Linked DNA regions of Homo sapiens: regions 1 and 3 are each linked to region 2. A link is a contact called in ENCODE Hi-C or POLR2A ChIA-PET data. All regions are on one chromosome and are shown on one strand. The core of a region is the stretch at or near the end of the contact, and the rest is flanking DNA. Distances in the headings are between cores, read along the strand shown. Region 1 holds the start of TAF8 (TATA-box binding protein associated factor 8). Region 2 holds the start of HSP90AB1 (heat shock protein 90 alpha family class B member 1). Region 3 holds the start of TOMM6 (translocase of outer mitochondrial membrane 6).

What was found. Hi-C counts contacts between places; a loop is a spot of excess contacts on that map. ChIA-PET counts read pairs that join two places held with the same protein, here RNA polymerase II (POLR2A). Pooled maps may share reads with other maps.
Region 1: a pooled map shows a loop between it and region 2 (8-fold over the local background). The contact joins the promoter of TAF8 here to the promoter of HSP90AB1 in region 2. A Hi-C loop is called at or near these places in 8 of 50 pooled maps. POLR2A ChIA-PET finds 5 or more read pairs at or near these places in 4 of 52 experiments (CD4-positive, alpha-beta T cell, OCI-LY7, T-cell and 1 more).
Region 3: a loop to region 2 is called in a map of naive thymus-derived CD4-positive, alpha-beta T cell, with 11 times the contacts of the local background. The contact joins the promoter of TOMM6 here to the promoter of HSP90AB1 in region 2. A Hi-C loop is called at or near these places in 1 of 168 maps with a recorded cell type or tissue (naive thymus-derived CD4-positive, alpha-beta T cell) and 7 of 50 pooled maps. POLR2A ChIA-PET finds 5 or more read pairs at or near these places in 1 of 52 experiments (OCI-LY7).

The regions. Positions count from the first base shown.
Region 1 is chr6:42,049,076-42,051,775 of GRCh38, reverse strand. TAF8 (TATA-box binding protein associated factor 8) reads right to left here and starts at 1,252. Exons shown (of 9, transcript NM_138572.3): 1 at 1,190-1,252; 2 at 263-419. The coding sequence starts at 1,234. It also overlaps a transcript of CCND3 not described here. RefSeq lists enhancers at 526-1,077, 747-1,296, 1,078-1,629.
Region 2 is chr6:44,245,846-44,248,545 of GRCh38, reverse strand. It overlaps HSP90AB1 (heat shock protein 90 alpha family class B member 1), which reads right to left and starts at 1,445. Exons shown (of 12, transcript NM_007355.4): 1 at 1,351-1,445. RefSeq lists enhancers at 346-395, 880-1,634, 2,389-2,700 and a silencer at 1,946-2,185.
Region 3 is chr6:41,786,399-41,789,098 of GRCh38, reverse strand. TOMM6 (translocase of outer mitochondrial membrane 6) reads right to left here and starts at 1,405. Exons shown (of 3, transcript NM_001382294.1): 1 at 1,274-1,405. The coding sequence starts at 1,401. PRICKLE4 (prickle planar cell polarity protein 4) reads right to left here. Exons shown (of 8, transcript NM_013397.6): 8 at 1,647-2,337. The coding sequence ends at 1,970. RefSeq lists enhancers at 958-1,647, 718-1,717 and a silencer at 2,338-2,700.

The sequences.
Region 1 (2,700 bases), core at 3-2,502, 2.2 Mb after region 2:
TTGGCCAGGCTGGTCTTGAACTCCTGACTTCAGGTGATCCACCCGCCTCAGCCTCCTAAAGTACTGGGATTACAGGCGTGAGCCACCACGCTCGGCCCATTGTGCTGTTTTCTTTTCTCAACTTTTTACATTAAAAAAAATTTTTTTTCTCCCCTCTTAAGAAAAAAGTTTGTTTCTTAAATCCTCTCAAACACTATCACAAAGCAGGGCACAGAACTGATGTTGGGGTTGACTCCAAGGCCAAGTGTTTCCATGTACTCACAGCTCTGCAGCATCTCTGTCAGCGTTTCCACGGATGCTTTCTCGGCACTCTCAAACCCTGCCTCTGTCAGCAAGGAGCTCACAACCACCTGCAGGGTTCTCCTCCGGGCCAGATGATAGTTATCGGCAGGGTTAGTGGACTGTTTACTTCCCGATCTCTGTGAATCAGCAGAGAGATTTTCATCCACAGGAGAAGGATGCAATCACATAGTTCATACGTGGTCAACGGCAAGCAAAGTTATTTTACTAAATAATTTTATTTTAAAAATCAGTGCTTAATGTTTAGATTTACAGATCTTGGCCAACTGAGTAAAAATTGAGCACCCAAGGTGCTTTAAATACAGAGACCACTTCTCCGCTTACCTAAAACGTACAGTCCCAATGAGATAAAATAGCAGGTCTTTTACTTTCTACTTTAGCAGATTATTAGAATACATAGCTGAAGAAACACGCATGATGGGATTAAGACGTGTCCCGCAGAAAAAACAGGATCCCTCTCTTGTGCCTCCCATCTTCACACCATTTCATTGAAAGGGAAAATGAAAACAGTAACAAGAGGTGACCGCGAGGAGAGGAGGGCAAAAGATAAAAGCACAAAAAAGTAAGAAAGCTAAATATTTTGAAACGGGAATGCCTTTCAACTTTGGCCGGCCAATAAGAAGGCGAAAACGGCATCTTCAGACCAATCGGGGGTGTTCCGGGCTCCCAACCCCCAACAGCGAACGAGCCAATCAAGACACAGGTCCGCCAACTCCGGAGGCCGCAGCCAAGTCCCAAGGAGGGGGCGCCTACGGCCTGAAAACACCCTCCGCCAGTCGGAGCTCATGATGGGGCTGAATTTCTGGGCATTATCTTGTTGCTCAGTCGAGGGGAAAGTTGCAGGATACCCAAACTCTCTCGGCTCCGAGCCCGCGCTTCCTGCCCTTACCGTTCCGGAGCCACCGGCCCCAGCTGTGGCCGCCGCGTCGGCCATCTTGTTCTGGCGTAGTGTGCGCGAGCGCGGGGCGCGATGGGACTTGTAGTCGCGGGGCGGGGCGGGGCGGGGCGGCGTGCGCCCCTTGGTTTTCCGAAGCCCAGTCGGTTGGGGGACGCCTCCGGTGACCCCGGCTCACGTGACTTTTTTTTTTTTTTTTTGGATACAGAGTCTTGCTCCGTTTCACAGGCTAGAGTGCAATGGCGCGATCTCGGTTCACTGCAACCTCCACCTCCCAGGCTCAAGCGATCCTCCCGCCTCAGCCTCCGGAGTAGCTGGGATTACAGGCGGGCACCACCACGCCCCGCTAGTTTTTGTATTTTTAGTAGAGACCGAGTTTCGCCATGTTGGCCAGGCTGGTCTCGAACACCTAAGCTCAAGCAGTCCGCGGCCTCGGCCTCACAAGGTGCTGGGATTACAGGCGTGAGCTACCGCGCCAGCCTCACGTGACCTTTTGAGAGTGAAGTGTTCTGGGGCCTTCAGTGGCTTGGTTGTGGGCCAGGAAAACGCGCCCGGTTTCACTGAGTTAAAAGAAACCTATTTTAATATGAAAATCGGTTCTTATAAAGAGCATACCAGGAGATCATCTACACTCGCAGGGTTTTCCAAACTTGTCTTATTATTAGTAACACCTGGCTGGGCCCAGCCCAATCCCAGTGACTTCACTCTCTGGAAGAGGGGCTTGGGAATCTTTCTCATTAAGGAGCTCCCCAGATGATTCTTCTGAGCGAGTAATGTTGGGAAACCCTGGAGCATCCAGCCTGGTGATTTTGTGCTGAGGGCCGCCCCGCCTGTCAATGGCCCACTTGGAAGTAGAGCCTGGACCACCTAGTCCAAGTCTATCGCTGCATCCTGCTGCCTTCGCGCCCTCGACCCGCAAGTATTTGCGAGGCAAGTCTAGGGGGCGGGAGACTTGTCCCTTGCCGCCTCACTCCCAGGGCGTGGGGTGCCCGCGGCTACCAGTGGTTTTCTCCCTAGCCTGTCAGCCCCTCTAGCTGCGCCGTGTTCGTCCCCATTTGCAGGTGCCTGGCAGGACGCAGATTCTGGGCTTGGATCCTAACACTAGCCAGCTATGGTACTTCGGGCACTTGACCTTAATCCTCAGTGTGTCTCAGTTTCCTCTTCTGTAAAGCTGGGGGAAAGATGAGATGATACACAGAAAGAGTCTGTCACAGTGCCTGACGTGTAGTAAGAGTCAAGAAATCGGCCGGGCGCGGTGGCTCTCGCCTGTAATCCCAGCACTTTGAGAGGCCGAGGCGGGTGGATCACCTCAGGTCAGGAGTTCGAGACCAGCCTGACCAACATGGTGAAACCCCGTGTCTACTAAAAATACACAAAATTAGCCGGGCGTGGCGGCGTGCGCCTGTAGTCCTAGCTACTCGGGAGGCTGAGGCAGGAGAATAGCTTGAATCCGGGAGGCGGAGGTTGCAGTGAGCCGAGATCGCGCCACTGCACTCCAGCCTGGG
Region 2 (2,700 bases), core at 196-2,695:
TTAGACAGTGAGTTCAGACTGGTTTAACCGGAGTACTATCCCTTCCCAAGACTAAAAATGCATTCTCTTAAAGATCTCAGACTACACACTAAGTGGGAGGCCTGAAAATTCAGAAGGAAAAAGAAAATAAGCTAAATATTCTTCAACCAAATGTCACAGAACCCACCTACTTAAAGAATGGTGACCAGCAGCCTCAGCATCATCTGGTAGTATGGCAGAAAAATCATAATGTTGGTCCAACCCAGGTATCTAGAGATCCCAAGTAATCCTTACACAAATTTAAATGTGAAAATCACTACCTACAGTTCTTTATTTGGGGGAGATCAAAGTGACTAGTTTAAGATAAAAATGGCACTAACTTTAAACTGCTCCCCCTGAGGTGTCAGTTCCTAAGACCAGTCCAAGGGCGGGACACTCCTGCCCCATAGGGCAGGGAGGAATAACCTGGGATCCATACGATACCCACCGGAGGAGCAATTAAATCCGGACAAAGAATTCTTAAGCCAAAAGCTCCACCACGACCCTTTCACAGCACAAAATTACAGAACAGGACCAAACCCAAGAAAGATGGTGGCCGTAGCCACCAGGCCGACACTCGTCACTGCCGGACATGCGTCGGCCAGGACCACGCGAGGAGGGGGCGCCGCAGTGCACCCTCCCTCGCCCCAGCATCCGGGCACTGGGGCGGGGCGCCAGAATCCAGAAGCTTCCAGAACAATCTCAGCTCTCGAGGAAGGGCGGAGGAAGGAGCCCATGAATCTTCCAGAACCTGCTCCCCTCCCCGCCCCTCCTCCACCGGGACTGCAAGAAAGATCTGGAAGGAGGGAGTATCGGGTGCTGGAGACCGAAAGCTCTCTTCCCACACCGTCAACCCTCCCTCACAGAAACAAAGCACCCAAGAAGGCTTTAACAACGCGTCCGATAAGAGAGGTGACAAAGCCAGTCCCACAAGGCCGTGCTGAGTCACCCGAGCGGGCACCCCCGCCACCCTGCGGTCCCCCTCCGACGCCCCGTAGCCGCGTCCGGAAGTGGAGGGGCAAAAATGGCAGCGTCCCGGGCCGCGCGGCCACCACGTGCAGCTGCCAGCCGCCCACTGCCCCAACCCCACAGCCCACCTCGCTACGGCCAGCAGGCGCCGAGAGAAAGCCCCACCCCCCAAACACACTAGAGAAAACCGAGGAGGACTCAAAAAACCTCACCCACCACTACCCTCACCCTATAAAAATCCAGAGCGTTATCCACAAGCCACCCCGACATCTAGACTAAGGCTCCCTAAAGGACAGAAAAAAACAAAAACAACACGAATACAGCACTAAAGGGAAAGAAGCCTAGCGGAGATCTCAGCCTTACCTTGAAAAGAAAAGGATTATACGTAATAGTGAGCAACGTAGGCTTGCTTTCCGATACCCAGACAGTCCCAACACTGCGCCGGAGTGACTCGAGAGAGCTACTGCGTGCCCCAAGTCGCCCTATATAAGGCGAAGCACAGTACAGCCGCCCTCCTGTAGATCCCTCCGCCTTAAAGGAGTATGATTGTCAACCCCGCACCTGCCGCCACCAGCCCACCTTGACGTCATGGTCCGAAAAAAAGAGGGGGCGGGGAAGAACCCAAGCAACGGATCCGCCCACACATTTGCTTGTGATCACAGCCCCATAGTTTCACGTCTAGGACATGACTCCATCAAGAGCGGGGATGAGGAGTGCTCATTTGGCATAAACGGTGTCTCTACGGGCGAGGAACCCACTGACCTCCCTAAACACTTGTGGGGCAGGCGTCCCCACACCCAAGGGCGGGACTGGGGGGGACACCGAAAAAGAGCGGAGGCAGCTAACCACGCGGACCACCGCTCCCAGACCCAATCTTCTTCCTAGCATCTGCCCTACACATCTCGCGTCCCGACAGAGGGACTGGCATTCGGGACCCAACCTTGGGTAGCCCCAGATCCCGACTCTCGCAGGAGTAGAGGAAGGGCGGAGGGTTCGCGCTGAGGGGCAGCTCAGCGTAGGGGGAGGGCGCCGGCCGGGGCTGGCGGGGACTCTTTGCCGACATGCGGCGGAAGGCGCGGCGGCGGCACTGCGGCATTTCCAGCAGTTTCCAGGCCTGTCTCGGCGGTCCCGCCCCCTCCCCGCGAGGCTCCGCCTCTCCGGCTGCGGCCGGGGCAGGGTTTTTGCAGCGACCCCACCCGGCGACCCGCTCTGACCTGTCCGAGAGACGCGGGTACCAGCCCAATCCTCAGGGATGGGATGGAGGGTTGGGGAGGGATCGGCTGACCCCTCCTTCCCCGCGTCAATCACACAACACCCAGGCACCTGGGGCGGCTCTGCGGGCGTACACTTTTGCAGACTGAGAGTGGAGTACCTGCGGGGGGGACCCCCCTCTAGCCCCTGCGGCCGCCACGTACACGGAGCACGGGGACATGCGCCCTCCCTACGCAGGCACGTCAAGCCCTTTCTCAAGCTGGTTCGCTTTTTTTCCGCCCACTTCGCTCCTGCAGCCATTTGGACCTGGGAAGGAGGGAGTCTCTGGGAACCAGTGCAGGGCAGCCGGAGCTCTTGGAGGCCGCGTGACGATGCCGGCCACAGAGCGGCTGGCCAAGTTGTTCCCCTTCAGCCTTGGCACCAGAGCCCCTAGGCCATGCCCCTGGCCAGTGAGCTGCCGTGTCTGGCCTGGCTCAGCCGTTTTGCCTGCCCTCCAGTTGG
Region 3 (2,700 bases), core at 156-2,655, 2.5 Mb after region 2:
CAAGACCCACGTGGGAATTTGGAGTTCATTTTTGTGCCTAGTAAGTGTAAGGTCAGGCTGGGCGCGGTGGTTCACGCCTGTAATCCCAGCACTTTGGAAGGCCAAGGCAGGCGGATCACGAAGTCAGGAGCTCGAGACCAGCCTGGCCAACATGGTGAAACCCCGTCTCTACTAAAAATACAAAAATTAGCTGGGCGTGGTGGTGCGCGCCTGTAATCCCAGCTACTGGGGAGGCTGAGGCAGGAAAATCGCTTGAACCCGGGAGGCGGAGGCTGCAGTGAGCTGAGGTCCGCCACTACACTCCAGCCTGGGCGACAGAGCGAGGCTGTCTCAAAAAGAAATAAATGTGGCCGGGCGCGGTGGCTCACGCCTGTAATCCCAGCACTTTGGGAGGCAGAGTCGGGTGGATCGAGAAGTCAGGAGTTTGAGACCAGCCTGCCCAAGATGGTGAAACCCCGTCTCTACTAAAAATACAAAAATTAGCTGGGCGTGGTGGCGCGCGCTTGTAATCCCAGCTACTGGGGAGGCTGAGGCAGGAGAATCGCTTGAACCCGGGAGGCAGAAGGGGCAGTGAGCCGAGATTGCGCCTCTGCACTCCAGCCTGGGCGACAGAGTGAGACTCCGTCTCAAAAAAAAAAAAAAAAAAAAAAAAAAAGGCCGGGCGTGGTGGCTCACGCCTGTAATCCCAGCACTTTGGGAGGCCGAGGCGGGCGGATCACGAGGTCAGGAGATCGAGACCATCCTGGATAACACGGTGAAACCCCGTCTCTACTAAAAATACAAAAAATTAGCAGGGCGTGGTGGCGGGCGGCCGTAGTCCCAGCTACTCGGGAGGCTGAGGCAGGAGAATGGCGTGAACCCGGGAGGCGGAGCTTGCAGTGAGCCGAGATCGCGCCACTGCACTCCAGCCTGGGCAACAGAGTGAGACTCCGTCTCAAAAAAAAAAAAAAAACAAAAAAGAAATGTAAGATCAAACGCAAAGCCCAGCTAAAGCACTAGTCCAGGGCCGAAAAAGCCTGTTTACGTGCTAGCACTTCTTCCCTTGATCAGGGTGACATTACAGATACAGCCACATGACAGAAAGATCGCTTTTGCCACACGGGAACTCTCCTGGCCAGGGATCTCAGTGAGGCACAGCCAGAGCTACGAAGACGCCACAATGCTGGTAATGTTAAAAAACAAAAACAAAAAACCCTGAGGCGCCAGCCTCGCAAGAAAGGGGAAATACGGATTTAAGGGCCAGAAAAGGACCAAGTTCCTCGGGCTCGGTTACCTCCGGAAGTCATTCCTATCAGTGGCAAAGCGGTAGACGCCCCGAAGCCAATCTCCCACGTTGTCCGGTATTTCGGGAGTTTCATTAGCCGAGCCAGCAGCGCTCACCGGGACAGTGCTGGAAGCCATAGTGGAAAGCTTCGCATGGGCCTCGGTGGAGGAACCGTATCGGCGTCGCCGGTGAATGACGCACCTCCGGTCTGGCACTTCCGGCTGCTACCGGCCGGCAGTGGGGGCGCTGTTCGCTTAGTCCGACATCCGGAAGAGGGACGGCCCTCTGCTGCGCCTCCACGAACTCTAGGAGGGGAGGAGCGCGGCCCGGTTCTACGGTCCCCTGCTCCCGGTCCCACCTCCGGCTCTCCAGCCGGTAACTGTCACGCGTGCTGTGATCATTTAATTGGCTTGGGAGGAGGATGGTGGGGACGGGGCTGTCCCAGCCTGTGGAGGTGGGGGTAGGGGCTATCTCAGCAGGGGAAGCGTAGCTTTGGGGAATGGGTTTTGCCAAGAAAGTCTCCGCCAAAAGTCTTAGAACGCGCAGTACTGAAGGGGGCGCACTCCAAACTTGTCACCTCGCCGCCTCTTGCGGGCGTGCGCCTGACTGCGTCTCAGTCTAGGATTGTTAGGGGGAGGCTAGCCTTGTTCTCCCGCTTTACAGACCCCTTTCCTCCCACTCACATCCCCTCTCTGAGCTGCGCCACTAGCACATGGTGCAGTGCGTCTTAGAGGCGTTGCTGTCCTCTGCTTGGAGGCTTCCGGGGGTCTTCCAGGACTGGGGAAGGCGCTCGCCTAAGAAAAATCCTTCAGGTTCCGAGTCAGAGGAGGAGGAGCAGGTGGAGAAAGGGGTGTCCTTGGGATCACGAATAGTCTCCAGGCGGCATTGCTCCTGCCCTTTGGGTGCCTCCGCTTTGTCCCCAGGTCGGTTCTCCTGCTGGGGACTGGATCCAGGCAGCCCCCTCTGAGTTTGCAGGCTGGAACCGCCGGCAGCAGCGAGGAGTGTTCGGGAGAGGGTTGCAGAGTTCACCGAGGTTTGGTCCCTTCCTTCAGTTCGGTCGAGTCCAGTCTCCCCTGTTCCGGGCCGGGTCGGAAACGCTGGTCTCAGAGCCGCGGAGCTGGACCTACACCGCAGCTAGTGGGGGTGAGGCCCAGCCTCCCGCCCCGCCCAGCCCCTGGGCCGTGCGCGCCGCCGCCGCCGCCGAGAGTCCTCGCCAGGGTCCCCCGCCTCCACCAGAGGGCGTCCGCCTCCCGCGCCTGGGAGGGAGTCTGGCGCCGCAACCCCGACCGCGGCGCGGGGTGGGTTCGGGCGGCCCTTGGAACGCTCCGGCCAGGGATGCGCGGTGAGAGCTGCGGGCCCCGAGGCTTGGGTCTGGGGGGTGCGGTGGGGGCGCTCCTGGAGGGACGGGACGGCGTGGGACCGGGGCGAGGGTCCCA